Linked DNA regions of Mus musculus: region 1 is linked to region 2. Evidence: chromatin loops called from intact Hi-C (ENCODE). Cell type or tissue: gastrocnemius. All regions are shown on one strand. Each heading gives the region's core, and the rest is flanking DNA. Links, peaks and the distances in the headings are about the cores only. Region 1 holds the start of Car3 (carbonic anhydrase 3). Region 2 has its middle 20 kb from the start of Car1.

Evidence for each region. Peaks named below come from ENCODE experiments on the same cell type or tissue, not always from the same donor. Only the 100,000 strongest peaks of a DNase experiment are listed, where the experiment ranks them.
Region 1: it touches region 2 in a loop (2.7-fold over the local background); 2 of 42 quality-filtered maps call a loop at or near these places.

What each region holds. Positions count from the first base shown.
Region 1 is chr3:14,852,649-14,869,696 of GRCm38, reverse strand. It overlaps Car3 (carbonic anhydrase 3), which reads right to left and starts at 6,159. Exons shown (of 7, transcript NM_007606.3): 1 at 6,092-6,159; 2 at 5,250-5,447; 3 at 2,776-2,894; 4 at 1,256-1,348; 5 at 400-462. The coding sequence starts at 6,125. Gm41999 (predicted gene, 41999) reads left to right here and starts at 5,632. Exons shown (of 4, transcript NR_168331.1): 1 at 5,632-5,918. In gastrocnemius, for the core only: no CTCF peak of the experiment used is centred there; DNase peaks (open chromatin) are centred at 6,430, 6,897 and 9,210; H3K4me3 peaks cover 3,982 bases; H3K27ac peaks cover 5,733 bases.
Region 2 is chr3:14,791,775-14,805,140 of GRCm38, reverse strand. It overlaps a transcript of Car1 not described here and the pseudogene Gm16399. Among named protein-coding and RNA genes, the nearest start is that of Car1, 20 kb to the right of the region's middle. In gastrocnemius, for the core only: no CTCF peak of the experiment used is centred there; no DNase peak of the experiment used is centred there; H3K4me3 peaks cover 349 bases; H3K27ac peaks cover 7,630 bases.

The DNA.
Region 1 (17,048 bases), core at 4,248-12,247, 65 kb before region 2:
TCTAGTATTACACCTAAAAGCAGCTCCCTAGAACAACATCAAAGACAACTAAAATGTGTCTATTAGTTACAAGAGTTTACTGTTAATATTTAAAATATATGGGGCTACCAGGAAAGGACAGTACCAGGATCGAGAGAGTGACTGTGCCTGGCCTGAAGAGCCTCGGCAATCCTGTGCCCACCGTGGTAGGAGAGAGGCAAGCAGACCCTGGGACCTCCACTTTCTTCCTAGGGAAAGTACTGATCTGACAGGCTGACTAACAATTGAAATAACAGCTGTGACAGTGCTCTAAGGTCTCAGCACTAACAAATTTACTTTTGTATGTAACGTAGGGTATCAATCAGACAGTGACAATTGATATTGTCTTAGGTTTGTAGAGGGAAAATGGTTCACCCTTACCTTCGTCTTAATTTTGTCCAGGGCATCAAGAAGAATCTGGAACTCGCCTTTCTCCCGTCCTATCTGTAAGAAAATGACATCAAATGAGATATTTTCCCCTCTGCCATAATTGAAGATCTTCTTAAAACTGATTTGACCCATCCACATGTAATCAGTATTTATGTCTTCCATATTCTCAGGTTAAGCCAAATATAAGTTTATTTACCCTGAAAGATTGTAGAGTATATATTTTCTGATCTAAATTTGGATTTCAGCTCTCTGAAGTGCAAAACCACAAAATTACATGTTGTTCCTTGGCCCTCTGCAAAGTCATCCCATTCTTTAAAAGAGTAAAAGCCAGAGCACACTTGGTATCCACAGCCACACCCACACCCACTGTCTTTTTTTCTCACAGTCAGTGAATTCAGAACCTAGAACAAACTAGGTCACTTGGAATGAAAAAAGTCGGATTTTCACTGCAGGCTTAAAATTCAGATTGGGTTACCATGAAGTTCACGTGTTAATGACACTAAATCCACTTTAAACCAAGGTTGGCTGAACAACACACACATTGCTTCTGCCACCCTAGTCTGAGATCCTGTGGGTGGCGGCCTCCCTAAGCCAAGGAGAGGTCTAGCCAGGCGCCTGGCATCACAGACATTCCCAGCACTGGCTTTCTGGTTTCCACTGTGATGGAAATAGAGTATTGGAGAAGGAAAATGAACACCGTCAGCCTTTGCTCTTGCCTTTGGAAGCTTTGCGTCTCCACCCTCACACATGCCTCAAACAAAAGAAAGGATGGAACACGTGGTCTCCTAAACATTAGAAAGGGACTACATCCTGAACAAGAAAAAATGAGTGTCAGTATCTACTTCACCTTCAGGAAAATGCCAACCACAGCGATGCCATCAGGCTGCTTCAGAGCCTCTCCAAAGGTGTTATACTTTGGATTCCAGTGAACCAGGTGAAGCTGCAACCACCAAACACAGGTTGTGAGATAAATCCTTTGATATGGAAATGGGCACTATTATCCACAAGAGACCCAAAGGTGTGCAGTCTCACGGTTGTTACTGAACATCTTCATGGAAGTTGGTGAAATTCTAAATATTAATAAGCAATACTTGGTGACATTTCAATAGTTCAGATAAAAATTGTATGGAAGCTCCTGTCCCTGCTTAGACAGAGCTCCAGTGTCTGGCTTATCTTAATTTAGGATGTGAGCACAGCTTTAACAATCAAGTTGTCCATAGTGAGTTACTTAAAATAGCAAGAAATAGTTCATAGCTGCTAAAATGTTATATTCAAGTTCAAAAAATGTGTGATAATTCCAGACACAAACATCGCACTCAAAGCCTTTTCTACATTTGAAAAAAATTAGCCTGGACTTTCTCTAGTGGTGGAGGAAAACTCTAGCAGAAAGATGTTCCTAATACTCTATTGCTTTCTTCTCTCTAGATTGGCTGTAGAGGAATGGCTATACCCTTCTAAATGTGCATGGCCAGGCCTGGTCAGCACTTGGAGTTTCTTTGAGTTTACTTAGCCACCAGCTAAGTGGCCAGGGATGCCCGAGGGATCAGATACAGTGTGTTGCCACAGCCACATTTCTGTCCCACCCCAATGCTAATCACCATCTGCCTTGGAAAAGACCAAAGCAGAAAAAAAGAAATTTTGTTCACTTCTTGTCAATGCTATATAGACCTGGCTTCCTAATGAAAACAGAGGAGACCTATCTTATTCCATTTGCAAATCATTGCCTTAAATGAGATGCATACGTGTATAAGCATACTTCCTTAAGCAAGCAGAAAGGAGGTTTGTAATTACAGGAAGCTGTTTTTGAAGCACTGCATATACTCATAAGAGTGGTATCTGAAGCTAGTTTGTACAAAGAACCCCAGGCCCAGCCACTGTGCCTCTGTTATGTAACCCTCAAGGGTGTCAGCTGCCAATTTGTAACATTGTACATAAGGTTGTAGCGGGAATCAAAGGAGCTAATGCGTACTGGTGCTTCACATGAATTTGCTTCCTTATTGCCAATTTGTAACATTGTACATAATTTGTAACATTGTAACAATAATTTGTAACAATTTGTAACATTGTACATAAGGTTGTAGCGGGGATCAAAGGAGCTAATGCCTATGGGTGCTTCACATGAATTTGCTTCCTTATTGTTCTGGTTCTATTCAAGTCTATGGTCCATTTCTCAGTGTAACCTGGGGAATACTCCCGGAGGATGCTAACCCACTTGCCCACTTCTCTCTGACCTAGCATATTTGATGGCTTCACTATATGTTAAAGCTAAAACATCTTCAGTGAGAGGCTGAAGCAGAAAGGTTTGTGTTCCTAACTTTCCCATGGTGACTGTTAGAGACCTAGAGTGAATGGGGCAGGTCCTCCTACCTCAGCAGCGTATTTTACTCCGTCCACGGTGTGCTCAGAGCCGTGGTCATCAGAGGAGCCCCAGTGAAGATGGAATTGGCGAAGTCGGTAGGGTCCAGAGAGAGGACCACCCCTCAGCACTGCGAGTAAAACAACAAGGTCAACTGGTGGATTCAGTTTGCCTCTGCAGAGCTCTGTCTGAAACAAGCATTAACGAAACAAGTCTTGAAACATGACTCTGTGGATAAAAGATGTCACCATCTGGGAATATGGAGTCACTCCCACCGTGCTTGTAACTTGAAGTCGGAATATATCAAGGTAAGAATTTTCTTTTCTCTTAATTTTGCTTGCATGCCTTGTCATCTTAACACTCTAGAAAACAAATTAAAGCAGCAGAGGTACTATGAGGGCCCTGAGAACAGATCAGCAGTACAGAACTGTTGGGAAGAGCCACACATTTGACAGGACTTAGGTACTGTTCTGAGGTCACACTCTCATTGTTGTGTGATCTCAGGCAAGACACTCAACTTCTCTGAACTGGTCTTTGAATCTCTGAGAAGGTGATAATAATTCCACACTTTGTGAGCTGCTGTGAGGATTAACTGAGATTTAAGCTCATCTCACAGTGCCCCTGTCAAGGACCATGGGGCAGGCAGGAATTCCTTTTTCAAGTCCCACTTTTAGTTGTGTTTTTCCTTAGATGACAAGTGAGAACCCTGATGCACATCTGCTTTAGACTGTGTCTACTCAAGTCAGATGGGACAAAAGTTCAGGAATGTCCCAGGAAGCTAGTCCAGGTGGACGGCTCTATATGATCATTCTTGGGCATTAGTTTGGGCTTGTACAGCACTTATCTTAATCTCTCATGTAATCTGGTCTCAATTCCTTCTGCCTAGAGAGTAATTTAAAGGTGCAGATATCTTCCCAAGGATGATGAAAACAGTACAGAAACTCTAAAATCAAGATATAACAAGGTACACCCAATGCAAATTGCATTGTACGGCAGCTGTTTTAGAAAGGCTCGTCTTCTTTCAGTGAGACAGGAAACCCCACAGTGCAGACTTAAGCAGTAATTTTAGGCTTGAACCAGCTTGATCATATGGAAGGGAAGTAGTTTGATTTTTTTTTTTTTTTGTAGTTTCCTGTTCAATCAGTGGGAATAGCTATGATTTGGATATGAGTCTAATGTATTTACTAAATACTATTCATTTATTAGTAATTATTAGCTTAGTTCATTGTTAATTATTTATTATTAACCTATTAGTTTTCTAATCATTAAATCTCTAACATTCAACTATTTTTCTTTTAAAAATGCTATTTCATGTGTTTCGGCTTGGTGAGTGATACTTTTATTTTGTTATTTTTCTTGTTATACTTTTATTTTTGTTTTTTGGTTTTTGTTCTAAATGATACTTCAGCTTTTAAGTCAAAGAAAAACTGGGAAAGGGTAACATGTAACGATAGCTCAGGAAGTAGTAAGTTTTTGCTCTCCTCTTACCTTGGAAGGGAGGAGTTGTCTGTCACTCTATCATTATTTCTTATGACATCACCAGAATGGCCATTCTTGTTTAATCAACAAAGGATATTTTTAGTTTAATGAAGAATGTGGTTCTAGAAAATTGCATTCTTACTTACTAAAGACTAATTCTCACTTAGATTTATTTGCAACAAAGTAATGCTTGTTTTTTTTTTTTTTTTTTTTTTTTTTTTGGAGACAGAGTTTCACTCTATAGCCCAAGCTGGCTTGGAACACATTAGAAACTCAAAGGTCGCTGCATATTTATGGCAGTCCTCTTACCCCTGCCTCTTGAGTATTGGGATTGCAGGTATGAGCCACCAAGCCTTTCTGAAATTTCAAATTACCTGAAATTAGTATTCAAATATTCAAAGTATTTCAAATTCATCTTATTTTATTTCACAGATCAGTTACTAATGTAGGTTAAAAAAATAAAACCTCCCATGAATGCTTCAATTCCACACTAACATTGATCCAAGAAAAAGTGGTCATATACATCAGAAACACTCACCACAAAGATACTTCCTGAAACCAGGCCTCTTTAACTCACACAGTGACCCTGCCTTTTCACATTAATTAGCCTCCTTCCATCCGCGAGGAAAGAGAGGACCCATTTTATTTCTTTCATCATGGTTGAATCTGTTCTCCATATCACCAGGAACCATAAAAACGTTGTCTCTCGGTGGTCAGAAAGCCCATGTGGACTCTCTGTCCTCCCCTGGGGATCCACACTCTGTCTCTGGAGTGTTTTGCTAACTTTTAGCTTGGGCATATGGCCATTTTGCAGCAACGAGAGGGTGTGACATTCCTCTTCATTGTGTGAATATAGTTCTCCACAACTAAAGCCAAGTCTAAAGTCATCTCCATTTCAGGGATAAACTTCTCCCGCTTCCCATAATTCTGTTACCGTGTCACAAATTGCGTCTTGCCATTAGATACTGAACACACTCACGTGACCCTGCCGAAGGGCTATACTTACTAGACCTGTCATAAGTATCATCAAACACAACTCTGCAGGTCTTCCCATTGTTCAGGATGGTCTTAGCAGAGCCAGGGTCATAAGATGCTGACCAGGGCTGCAGAGAGGGGTCATGCTTGATGTCTTTAGTATGCAGTTCAATGGGTGACTGGTTGTCCCCTTTGGCAATTGGATAAAGTTCATGCCAGTGATCAGGACCTAGGAAGTAAATGGAAGAGAATTTATTCATTTAATAGTACAGCTCAAGGCCTCTATTTAGTGAACTGTGCCAGCAAAGTGTACAGAAGCCAAAGAGTGACTGCAGAAAGGTCTCTGGTTCAGATTGAGCAACACAGCACTTTGATTTCAAACCTATTTAGAAGCTTGCTTACCTATGCTCAAAGAGCGTTCCAATCTCCACATTCCCTCCCCTGGCTTGAGAACCATGTAGCCAGAAAAGCTTATCTTTGAAATGAACCACAGATCGATCATATATTTTTTGGAGTACTTTGCAGCTTGGAAGGGATATTTTCTTCTTTTTCCCAAGGCTGACTTGGTCAAAGCAAATATTGTTACCGGACCCCAAGCTCAAAGAGGCTCACTTCTCAGTTTCACAGAAAAAATTCAACTGGACCTGACTTCTGGCTGAGTGACTTCTCAGACACATCATCGGACCTTAAGCTAGTTATAGTGAGTATGTCTCTGAGCTTCAGGTTCCTCCGTGGAAAGGAAAACAGTGAGTCGTGTTAAAGACCAGCAGCATGGAACACCAGAAAGTTTTCACTATATGCTAGTTCTTAAGGATTCCTCCCTGCACACCTGTGCAATGCAGATACACCCTGTTGTGTCCTGGCCCCACTCACCATTGTGGCTGGCGTAGCCCCACTCCTTAGCCATGGTCACCTTTCGTGTTTCTCAGCGCTGGACAGCTCCTGCTCTTTCTTGCTCCTGTTGTCCGGCAAGGTCTCCAAGAGTTCGCTCTTTTATATAGATCTCCTGCAGTGTGCATGACCTTATTAGGTCAGCGGTGAGGCAGGGGGCTAAACTGGATTGGGGTGGTACTCAGAAGGCCGGGGGCGGGAGAAGCCAATGAATTACAAGAGCTGGACAGCTGTCCGGGTGAGAGGGTAGCAGGAGGGGGCAGGGAGGAGGCGCGGAGGGGGAACGGAGGGGGACAGAGCCCCCCCTTTCTTGGCTCTGCAAGAGCCCTGGCTCCTTCCTTTGTTCACTTTGCAGGCTACCAAGCAGCTGAGCTTTCTAAGATCTCCCGCTTTGGCTGGTTCCCTCCAGTTTTCCTGCACTTGGGGGTCTGGAGGAGCAGCCGGCTCATGCTGCAGTCTGGTGTTACTTAGCAACTAAAAGTTGCACCCGCGGCTCTTGCAGCCTCTCTCAGAAGACTTTTAACTCAGAATGGAGGACCCGCTGCAGTCTCCGGATGCTGGGGTTCCTTTCCCTGCAGGAATCCGGTTAGGACGGAAAGAACTCCTCTGATCCTCTGACTAGTGCGTGATTCTCCTACGGAAAACCTGTAAAATTCTGGGAATAGAGATGAGGAGGAGTCTGGGAGTGCCCGCTTTCCAGTCCCGGTATCCTTAAGGGATGAGTCTGTAAGGTAGACTGCTTAGGCGTCACACCAGTCTAGCTTAGTTTGTCTAGTACGACTCAGGAGCACAGCACTGGATCCCTGGCCAGGGAGGGACTCTGCACCCTAGCCTCAGTCAGCAGCAGTCTGGGACAGAGCCACAGAGCTTTGCTCTGTTCATCTCAGGGCACCAAGGATACCCGAAGTTGAAAGGGTACAGTCAAAAATGAGTACACTACATAAAATTTTCACTTTCTAAGACATAATTAGAGACAAGGAAAAAAAGGAAAAGGTCTATGAAATCGGTTTGGGAGCCGGCTGCGCGGGGCGGGGCGGGGGGGGGGAGCTCGTGTCTTTTCTCTCAGTTTTAATGTGTTTTGTAATGCAATAAACCACATAAACAGAGACTAAAACTGGCATATCCCACTTGTGCATGACAAAGGTATAATTAGAAATATCTGGTTATGGCTCACATGAAAGAAGCCGGTATAATAGATGTTTGCAATTCTATGTATCTATTATGAAAAAAAAAATCTTGTTTGGGCAAGAATATCTTGAGACCAGAAAGATACACCGTATCTTGGAAATGTCTTGAACAAGATCTCTGCAAGCATTTTCTTATAACTTTTACTTTTATAAAAATGACGTTTTCATTTTGCTTTTCCTCGTGGGTAACAAAACCTGAGAAGGAAATCTCTCATCATGGCAACGAGAGCTCATCAGCTAGGTATGTGGAATGGCTGACCACACTCAGAACCTGGACGCCAGGGGAGTCAGTCTCTAGGGTATTTTTGTGACCAGGGATCACTTGATCCACACAATAGCACTGTGGAATCAGGAACTCTCAGTTAGTTTGGAAGATCCAAGCAAACACAGAGAAACAAATACCGTTAGCTCTAAGGGTGTATGCATGCCTGGGTTTCTAGCTCACCGGGATGGCTGCTGCTGTATGTGAGATTAATAGAGGTGCTTTAAAGTTACAGCCACATGACTGTTGATGAGTAAGCTGTAGTCTCATTCCATGCTGTCAACTGTGACACAAACTCTGACCTGGATGATCAGGAGACTGATAGCTAAATCTTACCAAGATTTATTTGAAACTGAATATTGAGATAAAAACACAATGAATTATAAATGCAATCTAGTAATTTGTAATGCTACTACTGTTTATGCTTTAATCTTTTTAGTGCTTTTTAAATGCTTTATTTGCACCCTAACAATGTACATAGTGGGGCGTATTTTAAAAAGACACTAGGTAGAATTTGCAACTAATTTGGATATAAGTTTGCAAACAGTACTTTGGATAAAATTAGTGAAAACTATAATTTAACATAATTCGGAATAACTGTGTAAATATAAGCCAGGAGCAGTGGCTTGTGCCTTTAGTCCCAGCATCAGGAGTGAACAAGGCAATCATGTCTCTATGAGTTCCTGGCCAGCTTGGTCTACATAGTGAGTGCAAGAGCAGCCAAGGTTACATAATAAGGTCCTGTTGCAGAGAGAGAGAGAGAGAGAGAGAGAGAGAGAGAGAAAGAGATAAGGTCCTGTTGCAGAGAGAGAGAGAGAGAGAGAGAGAGAGAGAGAGAGAGAGAGAGAGGTAATTATATCTCATTTGAACTCATCTGCAAATAAATTTTTCAAAAAAACCTGATCAGCAAATTATCACATTCATGCTACTGAGTTACTGCAACTTACTTAACTATATATTTCAAAATTGCCTACCCTCAAAGGAAAAGATTCTTCCACATTGGGAATAAGACTTTTAGGCTTTAGGAGTTGGCTTGAATAGGAACAGTTACGAGAATACAGGTAGGAGAAAACTAGGAGAAAAATAAAAGAGCTGTTAATAATGATCCCCTCCCATTCTCCCAGCAGAATCATGGGAAAGTTGGTGCAGTGGGCCATTTTCTGGATTTGTCTCCCCAAATGAGTGTATGCAGAGAAAGAGATCAGGGGGAAGAAAGGAGAAAAGTAGGCAAAGGAGAGCCCTTGGCAAAGTCAGCTTGATCATATTGCTAAGCTGAACGTAAAATATTAAAAGTGATAACATTTAGATTTGTATTGCCTTACTAAAAAAGAAAAACATGAACTAGGATTTGAAGTAGTTTTATAAATCAACTCAAATATTTTGTTTTAGAGCATAAGTTTTTACTAACGTTTATTTTTATAGAATTTTTACAGAGTAAGTTCTAAGAGAGAAATGCAAAGAAAGGCAACAAAACTTAGAATTTTCATAAAGCTATCTGACTGTGGTGGACAGCCCTACTTTGGCCTTTCCCCCTCTTAAATGTCAGCTGAAGCTTGGCTAAGGATATGCTATAGAAAATGACAGGCTTGATTCCCGAGTCTGCTGCTAGTGACAGCTGAGGAATCTGGACCCGGCTTCTCTTTGGCCACTGTTCTTGGCAAGGCTGGAGGAGAGCTGCCTGAGTGCCTACCCTAGCTGGGATATGCCAGGATGATCACTTTACTTGAAAGTGGGAGCATGAGTCCCAGCACGAAATCCTCCCAGATCCATCAAGTAAGAGCTGGTCATCAAGGTCCATAAATTCAAACTGGTTTCTTCCAAACCTAAATGGTTACTTTCATAGTATAAATATATTATATTAAGTATACAGATACAGTGTATTATATACTATATTATATATAGCATATACAATAGATATAGTACATTAAATTAAAGCATATTAAATGGAGGGAAATGATTGAATTTCATAGTTTATTTTCTTAGGATCAAACGTTTGTCATCAAAACTTGTTTCTAGTAACCTAATGATAATGTTTGTTTATAGAACTTAATAGGCAGAGTCTTGTTTTGTGTGTTTTTTGTTTGTTTGATTGTGACTTTTCAGAAGGATTTAAGCTGCTTGCCTAGCTTTTTGTTTGGTCTTAGGTACTTCCTATGGGAAATGGAGGAAATAGTGCCTATTACAAGGTTCTGTTGATACTTACATGACAATATATAAGGCAATTGATGGGGATGTGTTCTTACAAAACCAAGGTTATATTTTGTAGAGTGAAGAATATGTTTTGTAGAGCACAGTATGGCACGTGGCGGGGGGAGAGCGTGATTCAGTGAGCCCATGCTGAGGCATCCTTCCCCACCACCAGGTACCAGCCATATGACCAGTCTAGTATAGAATAGAGTTTATTTGGGGGTATGGGAAGGGGAATTGAGAATGAAGTAGAGGCAGAGAAAGAGAGAGGACAGAAACACATACACACACACACACACACACACAGAGAGAGAGAGAGAGAGAGAGAGAGAGAGAGAGAGAGAGAGAGAGAGAGAGAAAGAGAGCAGACCATTGAGAACATATGAAGAGAGAGGTAAGTAGGGGAAAAAGGAGAGAGGGAAAAAGTTGTCAGAGAGAGAAGAGAGTTAGAGAGTCAGAGAGAGGGGGAGAGGCCAAACAGTTTTTTGATTGTTTGTGTACTTTTTAAAATAGCAAGCTGGACCTACCTGGCTGTTGCTAGGTAACTGTTGGGCAGAGTGTAGAAGAAATGTCAACAAACATAGCTTTGGATAGTAGAGTGAGTACTCAGCAAAATTAGTGTCTCTCCTTGCTCAGCACATTTATCATCTCTGCAAAGTCATCTTGTAGGCCATAAACAGTGCCTTCCTGGCATGATACAAAGTGTAGGTGCTAACCCATAGACATCGTTACATTAAACATATGTCTTGAGTATATGAAATAAAAGTTGATACTCACAGCATTCACCCTTTCCTACAAACTGTCTTGTTATGCTTGGAGTAATCATGCTTCGGCCCTTTGCTCCATAGAATCATAGCAAACCATTCATCCACAGAGAGCCAATTATATACAAAATGCATTAATCCAACTCCCAGCACTCCAATAATACCTAAAACTCATCTGAGGAGCTTTAAAAATATTCATGCTACTTGATGATCAGGATTTTTGTTTCCAGTGAAATTCATACCGCTAATGGTGTTTCGGGCATTGTCAAAGCATGGTATACATGCTCTTCATCCATCCTTAATGGCATTTCTGGTATTTTCAAAGCATGGTCTTCATGCTCTTCATCCATCCTCCATTGCATCTATAGGCCTCCTTTACACTTCCCATAAGGCATGTATTCTTCCTTGCTCTGTATCTTTTCACTGTTTCCTTTGGTTCAGCTGTTCCTTCATTTTTCTATACTTTATAGCTTAAAACGGTTTATATCAGGAATTATGTAGACTGTCTCATATGCATAAAAATGACATGTTCTTGTCATGTATAAGATCAATGATGCATTAGACTGGTCTTTTGTTTCCAGCTTCCATTCTAACTCAAGGCTAAGGCACTTATTGATGTTGTAATGACTTATGCTTGGGGAGAAGAAACAATACTGTATCTACAATCATGTAAAGTAGTTTGCTTTCTGGGAAGAAAAATACATCAACGTCATTTCTATAGGAGCTAGAAGAACATTATCTTGATTCCCCTGATGGTACTCTTTGTATACTTCATAATATAAAGCATTGTGACTCTCGGATGATTAGATGCCTTCTCAGAATAGCACTCACTCTTCTCTGCGTTCCTAACAGTAAACAGTGTAATGCAATTACACTTAAAAATTAAAATGTTAAACGAATTTTTATTCTCAGGTTATGAATTTAATTGAATATCTATTTAAAGAATTTAAGTGTTAAAGGGTTGGCTTTTAAGTCGTAAATGCCATTCTGCAAGACATTCCTGGGTGGGCCCCACATCTAGAGCTGACATTCTAGAGGCTTAAGAAAAGACTTCTGCAAAGACTTGGCTCTGGACAGGCCCTAGGGAGGACAGAATCTGGGTAGAGGAGGACATGTGGCAATGATGAACAGTGCACACAAAACAGTTGTTTATGTGCTTGCCAGACTCACCACAAACAGCCATACTCCAGAGAACTAGTCGGTTTTATGAAACCTGACCCATTCTCAAGAGGCAGCCTTAGCCCATGCATAAGCACAGAGCCACAGGTCGAAGTCACCTTTTCCTAGTCCACACTTCCTAAGGTTGCACCACCCAGCCCTACCTCACCCACGATCAAGCTCCCAGCTCAGAAAGATTTGGGAGGCAAATGGCCTCAAAACACAACAGTATGTTGCAGACACTGGGATATTGGAGACTGAATTTCTTCACCTTCCATGTAACAGGGCACATTATCATCTTCACTGACCACTCTAAAGTGCTATTACTCATTTTTTTCTAAAGCTTAGTAGTCAACAATAACAGGACTTTTCACTTGGGACATTGCATCTTATTACTATTTTATCCTGTTTATCCAAATAAATAATGAAAGTCTATTCTTAAATGTTTTAAATGCTGAGTACTAACGTGAGAAACTTTAATATTGTAAGAGTAAAAATAGTTTCTATAGGAATGTTATGCAAAATGTAAATGAAGAAAATACCTAATTTAAAAAATGTTATGCAATATATCTCTATTTTTCTTCTTCATTTTAAGATAAATTTTTATTTTATGTTCCACAAAAAAGAAAGTAATTTTAATCAAACTACAACCAAATGCTTTAAATAAACTACCAATTATGTATTACTATTCCCTATACCTGTAATACAAAGTTATGGTTAATTATATTTCATTGACTTAAGAGAGTTATTTAGACATTTTAAAACTTTATATTGTCCCATAATCAGCATCCAAATGCTAACACCATTGCATACACTAGCAAGGTTTTGCTGAAAGGACCCAGATATAGCTGTCTTTTGTGAGACAATGCCAGGGCCTAGCAAACACAGAAGTGGATGTTCACAGTCAGCTATTGGATGGATCACAGGGCCCCCAATGGAGGAGCTAGAGAAAGTACCCAAGGAGCTAAAGGGATTTGCAACCCTATAGGTGGAACAACATTATGAACTAACCAGTACCCCAGAGATCTTGACTCTAGCTGCATATGTATCAAAAGATGGCCTAGTCAGCCATCACAGCAAAGAGAGGCCCATTGGACTTGCAAACTTTATATGCCCCAGTACAGGGGAATGCCAAGGCCAAAAAGTGGGAGTGGGTGGGTAGGGGAGTGGGGGGGGGGGTGAGTGTATTGGGGACTTTTTGGATAGCATTGGAAATGTAAATGAGGAAAATACCTAATAAAAAAATTTTAAAAAACTTTATATTGATTCTTAATAAATTTCACATTATGCCCCTCAATCTCACTCATCTTCTCACCCCTTCACATCTGCCCTCCACTCTTGCAACCTCACCAAATAAAAACAAACAAATTAAAAAACAAAACAAAAATATTGCATTGTGGAAACTGCAGTGTGTCACAGTGTACCCTTTTGTTCACACCTCTTTACTTGCAAAAATGTCCATTGCAAATGAGTCATTGGTCTGATTTGAGGTCTCTGGCTTCTGTCACATCATCATACTGGATCCTCTCCAGGACTCCTCTCAGTTACCCTGCTGTTATCCTGTGTCAGTGAGACCCTACAGTTTTGTATCTGTAGAACCAGCCCTTTCACTCAGCCCCACAGTACATAGGTAGGGTAGATGTTGAAGTACACCAACTCAGAGCTGTGAGTATGGGTCTGGGTGGTAGTTGAGGTGGTCAGCCTTTCAGCTCTCCTGCCTGAGAGGCTACCAGGGCTAGCTCTACTTTGCTGTAAGCAAGTTAGGGTCTATTCAGCCCAGGTGCTGCAGTCAGTGAGAAGTGGCCAGGTCTCACCACCCACTGGCCAGCCTTCCTGCCTGCTGCAAGTAGTGAGGGTGAGCAGTAAGGAAGCAAAGGGTGTCTCTCTCTCTTGACCACAGCAGATGAGGGGAAGGCTAGCTCTCCAGCCAAAGATAAGGGGTGGGGACAGCTCAGCACAATGCTTAGATGTCAACAAGGCCTTAGACAGTAGCCTTGATCAGAGAAATCTCCATAGCCTTTGATCACAATTCAGGTCATCAGCATCAACACAGACTCCGGCAGGACCATAAACCCAGACATGACCCTTGGTGGCAGCCATGGCCTTGGGTGGTTGTGCAGGCTCCTCATGCCTGCTTTGTAGTCACTGAGTCTCCATTTTCACCTTTCCCCACAGTGTATGAATTCCTCAGCTTCATTTTCTTTCTCATGTCTCCACCACAAAGGTACCCACAGAAGGCACTTGGGTGATTTCTTCCAGGTCTATCTGGCTAGAGTGAGCATTTGAGTGTTTTCCTTCCAGCCACTCTGAGCCACGGGCTATTTGGACATTTTAAATTTTACATAGATACAAAAAGAAGCATATTTTTTGGAAAAATCATATATGTTATTTGTATAAATAACTTTGTTATTTTGTTTTATTCTGTTTAGTTTCCTCCAAACCTATAACGTTTTTGAGAAATTAATTTCTGTGATATAATATTAACAATGGCTATAAATTATAGGCAATTGAAATCTTATTTACAGATTAGCATCTGATTTGATATTTAAATAACTAAACAAATATGAAGTCTTTAAGTGAATTTCCTCAAGCCAGACACTTATTTGTTAAAAAGTACCACTGTAAAGAAAATGCAATTGTGGCACATAATAGGGTTAAGCTATGTAGTCACCAAGATACCTGTAGCGTATACTTAAATGTACAAAACACATAACAGGGACCAAGAGGATCTGCTATGAGATCAACCAGCATCACTACCATTAAGTATTCAGCTAATCTGAGCCATCCAGTTCACCACTGTACAATGGTAGAGTATCATTTTCTTGTGACCTTGAAAAACACTATGCATCATGAATATTTACTAATATGAATTCCTGCAAGACTAAGAGTATCCAAATAGGTCTCTATGAATGGCAATATCTAAAACATGTGTTTTGTTACATCTAGAATAAATATTTTCTTGGAGACAATACAATGTGCGACTAAAATCTGTGATCTTTACAATAATAGTTCCATATCTGAATTAGCTGTACTAGAATGTGTTTTATTAGTTCATTCGTTTATTTTTTTTATATTTTCACATATCAGAAGTATTGAGAATTATGAGGACTTTAAGGAATTTAAAGTTGACACTAATTTTTTTTCCTTATACCAATTTACTTTAACCTTGAGATCTAATAGAATTTGACAGAAACAAAAGCTGGTTTTTATAATTTCATAAAGCTAACTTATCAGAATGCCCTATTGATAAAGGAGCAGAACTGAATGAGAAGTACTTGTGTGGCATGCAAAAGTGAGTTGCAGTTCTTAGGATAGACAGGCAGGCCTAATGAGGCTCAGAAAAGCAAACACACTCTGTCACATTCCATAGGCTAGAGCACCTAATTACTGTTAGGTAATATTTATAAATGCCAACAAATGCGACAGTTGGAAAGCATGTCCACAGTTGAGAGCCAAGAAAGTATCAGTCAGACAAACTGAACCTGTGGGATACAGTAGGTGGGTTTGTAGTGGAGGGGGAAACCCTGCTGCAGAGATCAGAGTGTCCTGTGCTGGCTTGAAGCAGCTCTGTCCTGTTGCTTCCCTCCATTAGTCCCTCATTAAATGCTGAGTTTCTGTTGATATTAACCTTAAGGACAGTTTATTCCACTGGACTCTATGAGAGCTTCTGTCCTCAAGAGTGGTAATTCTAGTTTCACATAATAGTCATTTGTTATTGACCTTAAAGACGTCCTTCTTTTCAGAAAGTACCAGGTACAAAAATCAAATAATTCACAAAGAAAGTTCTACTCTGATGAGATGGATGGACCTGGCTAGCTCTGCGGGCAGAAGTTCACATAAGAATTCCTTGCTCACAGCCAGGCTGATGCACAAGGCGTTTCCAAGATAAACAGGGCTAGACTCCCTATTTGGCAGCCATTGTATTCAGACTCGCAGCACTTTTCTAGCCTGTGCTGTCTTTCACACAAGGATCAGAAGTGAGGCTGAGAGGCACGGCTGGTCAAATCTTTCATCTTTGGCTTAAGTCAAAGACTTGCCACCTTGATATCTGACTGAGGATGAGTGATGGTCATTGTTGACTAGGACTCAGGACTCTGCAACCAGTAACACTGCCTGCGTACACAGTGATGAGAGAAAGAAATAGCCACCTGGCCATTTTCCCCAGACACAAATAAAAATTGGCATAATCTCAAAACTGAATTTAAAAAAGTATTTCTGATTCAAGTACACTCTTCATGTTTTCCCACTGTTGAAATTGTAGTACCTAAGCCTTTTGGAGTTTTCAAGGTCTTTTATAGAAGGAAAGAAAAGAGTATCTCTCTTTAATTATCCTAGAGGATAAACATAAATAGTCTTTGATAGAGGAGTGGAAAATGAATGGTTGGAACGGAGAGATGGCTCAGCAGTTAAGAGCACTGACTGCTTTTCCAGAGGTCTTGAGTTCAAGTCCCAGCAACCACACGGTGGTTCACAACCATCTGTAATGGGAGGATCTGACTCCCTCTTCTGGTGTGTCTGAAGACAGATACAGTGTACACACACACATAAAATAAACAAATCTTTAAAAAGAAAGAAAGGAATGGTTGTACATATGCATATGTATGAGCAAAAGCACACATATACAGAGGGGGAAGAGAGAGAGAGAGAGAGAGAGAGAGAGAGAGAGAGAGAGAGAGAGAGAGAGAGAGAGAGAGAGAGATTGAGATTATGTAGCCTTTACAGAAAAAGAAAATCTTACCATTTTCAGCCACACTGAGTGGAGTCAGATTGTAACTGTGTTAAGCCAAATAAGTAAGAAATAAAAACAGGCAAACTATATATTCCACTTATATTAGGAAGTCCCAATATCTAAACCAACAGAAGTAGAGAAGTGCTGAATGGGAGAAATATGGGATGCTGTGCCACGGGACTCCAGTGGAGTCAGATTGACAGATGAAAGTCTGAAAGCTTTCTCATGAGGAAAGAGTTTCAAGGAACCTTACTCCTGGATCTTTGGCTATTCCCCTAACCCATAAAATTAATTTTCCAAATCCACGTTAGTCTAGTGTATGGATCCACGTGCACTCTATATAGTATTACCTTATTGTAATGCCTTTTAAGATTGTATTCTAACATAGCTAAAGCCTTTTCCCAGTATTCTTAGATTCCAGTTAGCAGCAAGGAGTTTAACCTATTCAGTAACTAATTAAGCAGTACCATAAAACAATAAAGCACTAGCCATTAATTTAGTTGTCTGCAGAGAGAGTCTGGAATTCTCACTGAGATAGAAATTCATATTACAGACTACATTCCATGCCAAGAGCAAATTAATATACTATACTGATAAATGAGGATCCTTCAGACAAGATAATTTAACAAGGCCTAGAGAATTTTGGGGTCAG
Region 2 (13,366 bases), core at 4,377-12,376:
TTCTCTCTTGCATAGTTTTATCTGCTACATCTCATGGCCAAACACACTGTCAGTATTTTATGACTGCTGTGCTATGTAAAAAAAAAAAAAAATCTGTAAAACCTGGGGCACATTCTTGTGACCATAGTAATCCTTGGGGTACCCGTCACTGAAGAGGAACTGAAGGTCACTATCAGAGCCTTTCTGCTTCGTAATCCACTATATGCAATGAAATTCTTATCAATGTGGTAAAACCTTTATTGTTCTCATTCCATGAAGCAGCTTCATGTGTGCTCAGAAAATGACTTTTTTTCCTTATAAAGTTATAAATTACAGTATCTCCATGGAAAAGGCTCTAGAAAAATATTTGCATTGGGTGGAAACTTTCTGAACGCTGCCATAGAATTTAAACACTTGGGATGTTAGTTCTTCATGTGCCATGAAAACCTTCATTGTCTAGAAAGTGAATTCATTCTAGTTGTATCTAGATCCAGACATGCAAAGATGATACAATTATGACCCAAATTAAAAGTTCCTAGAGTAGTATGAAAACATAAACATAATAGCTATATACCTTTCATTTTCTTTATTTTAATGATTCTTTCTATTAAACTAATAAAATTTATTTTAAAATATACAACCCAGTATTGATATTTTTAAGTCATCAAAATAATTCATAGTAGTTAAATGACTCTTAAATATACATGATAATTTCTGAAGCTAAAAGTAATATGCACTCAACCAGTTTTTAAAATCTATTTGGAACATTAAACATGATAGAAGTAGAAAAATATCTGTTATGAAGCCCTCAATGAAAGAAAATTGTGACAAGTTTTTGAATAGACAGAGACAACTTTTTATATATCATTTATACTTTTGTGTTTTTATCTGATTAAAAGAAGTTTGAAATTATGTATCTTCCATGTAGGTCAGGTTAAAATAATTTATGAGAAATCAGTAAAAACAAGTATTGACCAAGAAAAGAAAGAAAGGAACTCATGAGCGACTGCATACTTACACAGTAACAGTACAGTGTCTTATATTTCTAAATAGTTTATTACATGAATTTGTTTATTTCTGTGTGTGGTAGGGGTTGTGTTCATGCCTGGAATATAAGTATCTGTCAGACGATAGCTTGTAAGAGTTGTTTCTCTCCTTCCACCATGTGAGCTCCAGAAATCAAACTCAGGTTGTCAAGAGTTGGTGACAACTACTCTTACCCACTGAGCCCACCAGCCCAATTGGCATGAATTTGACAGTAACTGTTGTTTTCAAATGTTGAAGTTACTTTCTATTTATTCTATATGAAGAAATATATCTCCTCTCCTGGATAGGTCAAGCCAGAGGGATACACTGGGCAGTTTTTACTGAGTCCAGAGTGTCTACAAGGCAGGCAGGATGTTTTGCTTTCTGCCTGCAGCAGTCCTCCCAGAGGTGACTGCAGGGGCTCCAGATCCCCTTGTTTAAAAAAATAAAAATAAAGCACTGTCCAGAACGTTGTTTGAGTCTTGCTAAAGACATTTTTGAGTCTAGAGGCTTGATGTGACTTCCTCTGAATTATTGTCCCCAGATGGTCATGGTCCTTACCATTTTTATCCCTAGATATCTAATGCAGTATGAGCAAAACTAATTTCTATCCTTTCTATTGCCAAAGCTAATATGGTCTTGGATTTTTCAAAGGCAAGGGAATCAGTATAAATGAACATATTTATAATTCCTTAAGAAATATAATATAAGAAATATGAAACCTGACTGAATTATAAATTGTAGATTGTAAGATAGTTAGTTTTATAAAACAATCTATTTATCCAGGCAGCTAGACTTCTAGGCCTGATGCAAAAGGGGGGCACCCTGTTATTTCTCTATCAGAATTGGTCAGCTAGAGCCCTACCCCTGATCTAGCCACAAAGCCCCAGAACCTCACTTAGCCATGTTTCATTTGGCTATTTGTTGAACTTTAACCCTGTTCTCTGCTTACAGAGCTAGAACCAAAGGGCTTCTTAACCGTAACTAAATGTTACTTCTAGTCTGTATGAAATAGTCCAGCAGGAGTCCAACTGTTGGGGCAACAACGTAAAGAGGAGTATTTACTGTGCAGGGTCACAATCACTCCCTCTTAGGAAGGGATTATATGGAGTCTTTCAAAGGACAATATTGCGCACATCCTCACAAGCACGACTCTCACAGCATCTTAAGTTGATGTACTACAGAGAGATGCTGGGCAACAATCTACTCCAAGACTATCTGCCTGGACTATAACTGAGTCTAACAGTCCACTGCTGGAAATATCTTCCCCTACATAAAGGAATTTTGAGTTTAAAATCTCCATATAAAACTGATTAAATCAGAAGAAATCATCTTCTTAAGTTGTTTCCTTTGACAAGTTGCTGTGAATTTGTTTCAAAATGGTTAAATATTCAAATTCAAGGAGGTTTAGTTTTGGGGGGGAAAGTCAGAAAGATGCCAAGCAATCTGGGTACTCTGAAAAATAGAATACCCAAGGGAAAGCATTAAAAATAGGGAATTTAGGTTTCTCCGAGAACCGGGAAGGACGTTGGTGTAGAGGACATTGGCTACCATGAGGTCCGGTCCGCTGTTGCCCAAACCACAGATGCGTGGTCTTCTGGCCAAGTGTCTGCGGGTTCATATTGTTGGCGCATTCATTGTGGCCCTGGGAGTTGCCGCTGCCTATAAGTTTGGAGTGGCTGAATCAAGAAAGAAGGTGTATGTAGAATTCTACGGAAATTATGATTCCATGAAAGAGTTCGAAGAGATGAGGAAGGCTGGTATCTTTCAGAGTGGGAAGTGATTTCAGAATGCAAAGAATTCTTTGGATTGCGCTCCATAGAAGTTCATTGCTGACCTGCGCTCCTGAGCTATGAAACATGAATATGTGGGCTAAGGAGTAGTTTCTTTCAATAAACAGTAATTATACGGACAGTAAAAATAAATAGGGAAGTTGGAGAAGAGAGCATAGCAAGCAAGGTGAAAGCATATATGAGCAAGGATCAAGGAGGGCAAAACTTCATTTTCTCAGATCTGCCAACCAACCGTAATTCTGACCTCTGCTTTCCCTAAAGCAATCACATTCACAAAGTAAACATACACTATAATGGCCATGCAATTATCATGTACAATATAATGGAATGGGAAGAGCGCAAAGACTAGAACTTGAGGCCATGGGAGAAGCAATATTCTTAGGTCTCAGGAAATGTCATTAAGGAACGGCATCAAACCTAACCTAAAAGCAAACCTTTTCTAACCTTTCTGTAGACACCTAATGACCTAAAGAGCCTTCCTCTGAAGCTTACTCCAGGGGGATGGCACTTGTCCACAAAGAAGGTCTGATTTGGTTTCCAAGCAAGATGGCCTGTGGATAGGTGCATGATACTGACAGATCTGGAGCCTCGTGTTTCAAACACTTAGCTTTGGGACCATACTAACAATAGAGACCTGTGTGCCATTGAGGCTTGCTTCTGGAAATCTCAGATAGTTCTGACAAAAGGGATAAAATGTTTTAAAGCAATGGTTTTGAGTGTCGTCCTTAGGCCAGCATCACCAACTTTACTGGAACACTAGATACAAGTCCATATTTCCAGTTTTCACCCCCAGACCTATTCACCAAGTCCCTAAAGGTTGGGGAAGAGGAGCAGTAACTTTTCCCAGCATGCCAGGTGGTTCTAATTCACACTGATGTCCCAGAGTGTGTGGTAAAGAGTGTCATACCTCAGAGATTACACTGAGCTTCCATCATTCTCCAGTCACCTAGCTTGAATGTTTTAGTTCCTTATGCCATTCGGATCAGTGAGACTAATCCTTTGTTTTCTCCAAACCTCAGATGTTTAACCAAGCAAATACTTTTTTTTTTTTTATCTCACAAGAGTATCATCATCATGTAGAAAGAATAAAATAAAATTTCTCCTCCATGTATTCATCTGGTTAGGAGACAACAAAGTACTATTCAAAAACTTTCATGGCAGCTGAACTGGCATCAGTAGGTTAAAAATCCGGCAAAAACTATTTTTCTTATATGTTATTAAATACGACTTTTGATAAAAATATAAATATGTCAAATATATGTTAATTATGACCCTTATACAACTCAGGTGTAAATGAAGTAAAATTTGGTAATCTTTCCTCCCTTCTAATAATGGGCTTTTCAGGGTTATGGTGCCTGACTCTATCTGTGGACTGCCTTTTCACTGAGTGCATAAGCTTGTATGTGAGGAAAAGCTTCAAACACAAATTCAGGGCCATTGTATGTTATTACTCAGAAACTAACCTTTTACATTTAAAATGTCAGAAGCACAGTTACATTATTTCATCCATGCCCTGTTATATTATTGAATGCCTGCTCTTCAGTTAGTATTATAACATTTATCTCCATTTTTAAAAAAGCTTTAGGTGAGCTCCTAAAAACGAGGTGTGGGGTTCCCATTCTATGTGTGTTTGTAATTCAGATTCATTCTGCAAAGCGATTGCTCTTGTGCTTCAGATTTCCACACAGAATTATATCAGTTTTCATTTTTCCCCCATCTCTGGCATCTTCCATAGTTTTATTTTGCATTTCTTGGACCACTGGTCACTCAGACCACCATTTTTTCCTGTAGTTGTCATTGAAAACTTTACCTAAGAGTCAAAAGCTCCCCTGCTTCTGTATGCAGAAACTGATGTCCTATGTTACTGTCAAGGAATGGTGTAGTAAGAGTTTCTAGTTCTCAGCAGTGTGGACAAACATCACCTCAACGCATGGTTGCAGTTTCTCTCCAGGACTGCTAGTGTTTTCAGAAACAGAGATGGATTTTCCTTGGGCTGAAGAATAGCCTTTGTTTACATGTTTGGACCCACTCTGGGATCTGGGAGTTTCTCACTAGCTAGCAGATCAGCCCTTCGTTCATTCAGGAGCCCCTGCCTTTTGCCCAAGTAAGGCAATGATGTGCACTCCTGTTTGGTTTCAAAATTGTATTGTGGGGGTTCACTGACCTTATTCTACTGTCTGAATTTTTCAAGTGGAACACTGACTAGAAGAGGGTTCATGGGAGCACAGCCACACTGCCATGTTTCCGAATCGGTTACTCAACAGTACCGACTCAGTTCTTTACACTCTGCTTAGAAACAAAGTAATGAGGTAATACTGACAGTTAAGTGATGACTTTAAAATAATATTAGAAGTAGATCAACTTTCTACCAATTTGTCTATAATAAAACACAAAGTACACAAAGTCATTTCCCAACTCTCTGAAACGCTCTTTGGAAGCAAAAGCCCTCTGTAAAGTCAAGTGCAGAATGCGGCAGGAAGATCATATTTGGCTTCTCCAGCCTGCAATGTGAGAAATTCCTTTTCCCATAATAATGTTAAGGAGGCTAGACATAGCCAGACAGGGTTCTCTTTCTTAAGTCACAGAGGTTTATCAGGTCAGGCAGTTTCAGCATTATGTAATCTCACCTTTCATCACCTCTTATGTGAGTCCAAACTAGCTCTTTCTTGACTAATGTGCCTCTATTTGTTCTTAATGCTTTGAAATGTAGCACCCTCAAATTTTACCTGCTACAAAGTCCTCCAATTTTTTTTTTATCATAAATGATGATATATTGTCTCTCAATTCAATGTTGTAATTTTGATCTAAGTTTTTTTTTTTGGGGGGTTCATTTATAGATTCACACTGACCTTTCTCATCACCCTGGTCAGTATCATTCATCAGCTTCTTCAAAGGAGGGTGGCGTCATCTTCTGATGCCCTACCCAGCTTACTACCAACCTCCCAAAGTCATCTGAGGGCTTTTAGCTGGTAGAGCTTGACACATCCATCTCTTGTCTGATGAGGCAGGACAAGGGCTGCCTTCAAAGACATGAGCAGCTATTGCCACCAACACCATGACTAGAGGCCAAGCCCGAGCCCCAGCAACAGCACCTCTCTCCACATGCCCCCTTTGCTGGCTCTCCACATGCCCCCTTTTCTGGCTCTTGAGACTGTGGGTAATACTTGGGATAATTTGATACCCTCAGCTCCGTGACAGTTTGCCATCTATTAAAAACTGAAACTTATTTATTCTCCAGCGAGGCGGTTTCAGTTTTCTGGTACTAAAATTAGACTGAATCTTAGGTCATGAGATAGTCTCTTTCTTGAAAATGGTGTACTAAGGGGCTGGTTACTAGAGATGAGAGTTCTCTGGGTTCATTGTGTCCAAGTACCATTGTATTCACCTGGATAATTCTAGATCCTGGTGAATATTACTCTTGAGTGGGTTGAATGGTGTGTTCATATTTTCACTAATCTGTCATGAACTAAATGAACAAAATGAAACAATTCATTCACGCTAACACAGAGTATAAATGAAGAATAATGCAAGATACTTAAGAGTGGTAAGATTTAGTCTCTAATTTGTGAGAAGCTTGCCATGCGGAGGAGAGAGAAGCACATACATGGAAATAGTTATAGCTTCAGTGTGAAAAGTGTCAGAAAGATGATAATCAAATTAAATGACAAGGCAGTCAATGACAAATCTTTCAATTTGGGACAGCATAAATTTCACAAATGCCTTCATTAAGTAATAGTGTATGGCTCCCTTATGAGCAGTTTCCCTCTTAGAACTCAGTTTCAATTACCTATAGCCAATTTCCATCCCAAAAAATACTAAATGGAAATTTCTAGAAATGAATCACTTGTAAGTTTTAAATTCCACATTTCCCTCAGTGCTGAAAACAAACAAAAAACAAGCAAACAAACAAAAAACCCAAACCAAAAAACCAAAAATCTCTTGCTCATTCCTACTTCATTATCTCTGGAAGTAGACTCAGCCTTTGCTCTGCGTATCCATGCTGTGCACACAGTCCACCAGTAAGTCACGTAGTAGGCTTCTTGGTATCAAATTGACTACTGGGAATTGCATGGCTTGTCCTCAAGTGACTCTCACATAGTGACATAAGCTTACAGATCAGCACATCATGTCAATATTGCATCATGTACATCGCCTCAAGAAGCAAAAGTATATTTTTATTCTACAAATATTCGCACAATGTTATAACAACCTAGTATTTTTACTTTTGCTAGCTTCATGCCTAGTGAATAAAGTAGAAATGTTATCATAAATGCACATATAGAGATGAAACAGTGTTTATAGATTTTGATGCTATCAGTGTGTTTTTAGACATCCACAAGGGGTCTTGGAATTACTACATAGATAATAGGGCACGCCTGTACTTGCCATGGAAGAGGCTCTCAGGTTTTCCTACGTTTAGTGAAGTAAAATGAATATCAACATCTGAAGGTATAGAGAACATGCAGACTAGATTTAGAGATGGCAAGAAATCCTCTTCTACTGAAAAAAAAAAAATCAAGCACAGACAGGACCTTGCAATGAAGTGTGGATTTAGAAGAGTGGATTTAAGGTGCTTGCCAGGATTGTTCACTGCTTTTGCAAGGCTGTGAGAAGCTGAAGAAGGCTCCCGAACTGCTAATGTGGTGAGTAGAATTGGGTTTTAGGATGAGTATTTTCAATAGGACTTGAGTTAGATCATAAAGAACAAAGGCTAGGGTACCATGGCCAGTCAGGTTGTGAGTATACATCAGGAAGTGCCAATGTCAAAGACTGGGTAACACGGCCAGTAAGGTTGTATTTATGTCAGCAGTAAGTGCCAATATCAACAAGGGAAAAGAGAGAGAGAAAGAGAACCAGAAGGCACATAAGGATAAAATTGACAGTCTTCATACTTGGAAGTCTAACAACGAGAAGGACGACAGAGGAAATTCCAAAACTGTAGATCTGGACCTGGCTCTCCACATGGCTGTCCTGTTCATAGAGACATCAAAGGTAGAAGGAAAACATTACATGTCTCATTGGAGATAGGAGGCTTGAGTATAGACAAACCACTCCCATCGTGCTGACCTTTACACAGAAGGGCTGAGTAGATGTTAAAGACACTTTTACAGATGTCCTTTGGATGGGATTCTGTATTTTTTACAGTGACTGGCATTGCTCATCAGCTCTGTAACTGTATTATTCACTCTGCTGTTCTCTGGCTCATGATGTCCCAGAGCTTAGAATGAAAGAGTATTTATGGTGAAATTAAGTCTTAAAACTGGAGTTTTCTCATTATTAGTGAATCGCTAGCCTGCCTGAAACAAGTTTTTATTTTTATTTTTCAGAGGGTAGGGGGGGGTCTGTTTCTTCTCTCCTTAAACTGTAGTGATGGATTTGCCACAAAATGAAGAGCCTGGTGACTCAGCAAAATTCTGAAACTTTAATAGCTCCTATAAAATAAACCTAGTATCAAAATCAAACTGACTCACCTCTGTGCTATTGTATTATAGGGGGATTAAGGTGGATAGTCTACACAAATGGTTTTATTGGTGATCATATTGGCAAAATGAACATTTTCAGTTTGTCTTTATTTCTCATGTATCTGACTCTGTCATTAACACTACTGATATTTTCCTCAAATATTATGACATATTAGTTGCCAAAAATATCTGATAGAATAATGGACAGACACATTACACCAACTACAATCAGTTGGAAAAGATCAGAAAAATAGCATTTATGGTAGTAGTAAAAGTGTTAGTTCATCATTTTATGTGAGTTATCAGATACTCTTCATGTTCCCCTCCCATGAGTACATGCACATTTCATTTAATTACATAGTCATTCAAGTGGTTGATTGCCAGGGTTGAACCAGGACCCTGCACATGCAAAGGACATAATGTTGCTGAATCAAGTTCTTGGCCTTATCACCACATTTTTACAGTAAAATATCTGTGTCTTTTTCAACTCAAAATTTAGCTAATCCTTTTGACAGCCTAACTATACAAACATTTTCAACTCTTGTCCCCTCATAGACCTATTTTCTTTAGGATACCATATCTATTCCTATCCTCAAACTCTACCACAGTTTTATGAATTCTTGAACAAGTGTCCTCTGCTCCCTAGTAGCCCCCAAAGATGTCCACGGGGTTGGGGGGGGGATCTCTAGAACCTGTGCACATGTTTCCTTGGACTGGAAAGAGGATTTCAGTGTGGATAAATCAAGGACTCCAGGATGAGAAGAGTCTTTACTGGAAGATGAGGAGCAGAGGGAGAAAAGATCCAGCGCTGCTGATTTGGAGCTGAGACATACAGACAGCTTCTAGAAGCTGGAAGGAACGTTCCTGTCTAGGCCCTTTAGAAAGAATACAGCTTGCCAACATATGGTACTGAGCCTGCTAAGACTCATTTCAGACCTGTGATTTCCAGAAATGTCAAGAGAAGGATTTTGTGTTCTTTTAATGCCACCGAAATTTTAGGAATCTCTCACTCCCCTGCTGCTCTATGATATGCCATGAACTTTTGCCCACACAGCTTTAGATGTCCTTCCCAGGGAGTGGTCACGGTATTACCAAGGCAAGTTTAACGGTCATGGTAGCTGAAGAAGCAGCACTTGCAGCTTGGTTCACAGAAGAGAGGATGCAGTGGTCTTGAACACCTTCCTACAGTCTGTTATATCTATAGAAGGAACATGGTAGTGACAGTAGGTAATGAAAACGGAGATGGGTTTAAGCCTCTAAACTTATTGGCTTTTAAATATAGAGGTTTTGTGAAAGCAAACATTCAAAACAGATTATGAGGTTTTTTTGTTTTTTGTTTTTTTTTGTTTTTTCTTCCAGAAACAGGAAAGGTATCCATGCCATTTACAAAGGCAAAAATGGAAAGGCAAAGGAGGGGGATGGAAGTCAAGCCTTGCAGTTTACACTTGGGTGTGCCAACTTGCCTATCTTCTACTTTCATTCCTTTTAGTTTTAATGTTGAATGACCAGAACAATTTTGATTACCTTGTAGATTAATTAATTAAGGTCAGTAGTGTTAATTTCATATTAGTCTATGTTTGTTATTTTATCATCTTATAAATAAGGTCAATCAGCTTGATTTTTTTATTAAATAGAATTAGTGAATGTGTCAAGTAGGGCTAAAGGAAGTAAAAGGATAAAAATCTTTTATCTTTCTGGAAGGATTTAGAAACTTTGAAAAACCAACAAGGACTTATTAGGATTCAAATGGTTCTTTCCTTACCTTTGTGATTTTTTTGTTTGTTTATTTATTTTATTTCTTTCCATCAAATGTTAAAATCTGGAAACATAATCTGCATGGACCATTAGCACTCATTTTCCATGCTCCTCCAAGGAATGTAGTCTACTCATTAGTATATCATGTGCAACACCAGCAAACAGGTTTGAGCCAGATAGGGTTGTTTTCAAAATTTATGTGTGTCCCAAAATATCCCATGGAGCTCAAGTGAGCGACAGGCTATATGCCTCTGAGAGGAGCTCACAGTGTACCAGGCTGCCACAGTGTGTGGCATCTCATTGCATCTGCTTCTATCAGGTTCATATGCACATAACAAAACTAAGATAACTTTAATAAAGCTAGGCTCTTTCTCCAGATCCCGTTCTGGCTTCTCTTCTAGTTCCATGGCAACCTCTCTTATTAAACTGAGGCTCAGCACCTTCTTCCACTAGGTAAAATAAGAAAGGTCCTGCTATGATCATTGACATCTCATAGAATCTCATGTTTATTTATCTGTTGGCTGACCTAGGCTGTTTTATTTTTAAATGTTACTTGAATTTCCCTAGGCCTTGTCCACCAAAAGAAGTCACTTATTCATAGAATTAGACTGCAGACTAGATTCTCCTCACACCCTGTCCAACAGAGCTTCACCAAGATGGCTCTAGAAATCCTTTAATGTTCATATAATCAGAAACAACTCTGGACATGTTCCCTCTGGACATGAAGTGGACTTTCTATCCCATAGCCAGAATGTGCCATTCTTGACTAAGGCAAAATCTGTGAAATCTCTGAGAACCTTACATTTTCTTTCCATTTTTCATACGTAGCAGTCAGTGCTGCTTGTGCTTAGTGGCTACTTTCCACATCTGAGTTTTTTATGTGATCACTGTGCAATAAGGACCTATGTGTTTTTTGTTTATTGCTAGCAGTTTTAAAATGTAAAAATATGCATTTCTCCAATATAACTTCCTTCGCTTAATTACCTTTTGTGGATTTTTCTATGTTGATGCGCATGATTCTCTTTATACTCCATAATACAACAATGCCACAACACATTTCTCCATTCTATCACTGGTTGATACCTAAGCACCTCTCATTTTGGTCCATAAAGTACAATAAAAATACTTTTAAAGATTCTTTCTTGTAAGGTATGTTCCAGAAACAGTATATATGGAAAACAGGCTAAAGAGGTTTCATTCTTCAAAGGTACATTTGGTCATAATTGTCACAGAAGGTCACATTTCTTGGGGTAGGATATAGCACAGGGGAAGTCACTAAGGTGAGGGGTACTTCCCAGGAATAACGACCTCTTTCCTTGCAGTTGATTTTTTTTTTAAAAACTACACTATGAGTTTTCATAGTATGCCTGTTCTGTATCATAAACATTCTCTCATATTTTCAATATAGAGCTGTCCAGTCTCTTATATTGGTCATAACCTGTCCCCTAATTAGGCAGCCTGAATAAATTTACCACCTTTTCCTTTGTGAATCCCTGACCACGGATCCATGAATCGTCTTGACTTCATTTTCCTGATCTAGAAAGGACGGGGATGATAGGGATTGTTTAACTGTGTGACTATGAAATTCAGAGTTTATATCTGGGGCCCTAGGTGACAAGCCAGTCTCTTCCCATAGTGAGATGGATGTGCCTCATCCTCTTTCATTGGGTGGGATTTGCTATTCTACCTGTCCTTATGTTTTCCCAAGCATATGGTCTGATCAGCTTCCTAAATGACTGCTCAATTGCTGTAGATATATCTCAGTGGTAAATAACTTGCCTAGTGTGTACAAATGTGGGTTCAACCCTCAGAAGCCATTAAAAATTCTAATGGGGACTTGGGCTCCTGAGAGAATTTTTCTAGAAAAGGAATCAGACCTTCTCTGAAGTCTAAAGGATCCTCATCTAGGCACACAATGCTGAGATCTTCTCCTATACTGCATTGGTTCAGTGACAATAGATGACTGAAATGGCCTCCTAATTGGTTTCTTTGATCCTAACAATTTTCAATTTAAATCTGTTAGTAACTTCCCATGTCTTATAACATAAAATGACTTTGTATGTGCAAGGCTCCTATTGACTTCTTTGAACTTATCTTATTGTTTCTCCCTTTTCTCTTCCTCACCCCTTTTCCAGTTCTGCAAATACTACATCACCTGAATCCTTAGTCTCAAGTCTTATTTTTTATTGACAATAGTTCTGTGGGGTGAAGGGACAGGGACCCCTCCGTTGTTTTTAACTGGACTTAGTCTAGTTAAATTCAGTCTTGTAGCTAAATTTAGTTAGAAGTATTAGAAGGAAAGGAGAGGTCTACGTTTTACTTACACAACTAAGATGCTTGGACCTTGATTTTCCAGCCATATTTCATTACTGAGAAAAGATGGAACCAGACGAGGTTTCCTCACATGACTTGAATTTGTTTTAATTGAATGCTTACCAAGCCTGTACATGCACAGTTTGCTGATGCCCCATTAGCTAACCCCAGGGCCAACACTAGAAGTAGTCAGTATAGAATCCTGTTCTAGGGGCTCTCTACAAGACAACACCTCATTGTGTTAATGTTCCATGCTCTTTTCTCTCTATGGCTATTTGTGTGTATTTTCCAGCCAAAGAAGTGAATAAAATAGATAGGACTTTAACTAATCTTTTCCAAAGGGGGAAAAAAAGCACAAAATAAGCAAGTTGCAAGATTATTTTCAGTCATAAGATGGTTAGAGGAACAAATTGAGGTGATGTGTAAGGAATAACTGACAAAAAAAGGAGAAACAAAAAGGTCAACACATTTTCTTGAAGGACTGTCACTACACCTAAAACCTGAATGACAAAAATGAGTCAGTCATGTGGTGCTATAGGGAAGGAGACTTACAGGCAGGAGAAACATCTCATTTGCTTGGTCACTGTCACCAGCCCTGCCTTCTTCCAGGTTCTTGTCTATGAATTACCTGTTTGTTCTGCCTTTACAGTTTGCCAGACTTGTTCAGCACAGTTATTCCTTCCAGAGAAGTTGCCATTGTGTGTAGCAACTGCTCTTGTTTTCTTGTTTAAGTACAAAATAAAGTAGAATAGCCATAGGGACAGGGCTGCATCTACACAGTTCTTGAACATCCTCAGAAACCTAGTTGGTCAGCATTCAAAGGAATGCTCATCAGGCCCTTTATACACCATTACTAATACTCCCAAGGAAAGAAATCAAGGTCCAATCAGGCAACAAGATTTGTTTCTAGTTGCACAACTAGAGCGTTAGGGGAGCTTCTCCATAGGGAGAATTCTGTGGACTAACTCTGGAAAGGTTATACTACTCTACGAGTGTAGGATAGTAAAGTTCACCGTGGCTTAAATATTAAAGTTTCCA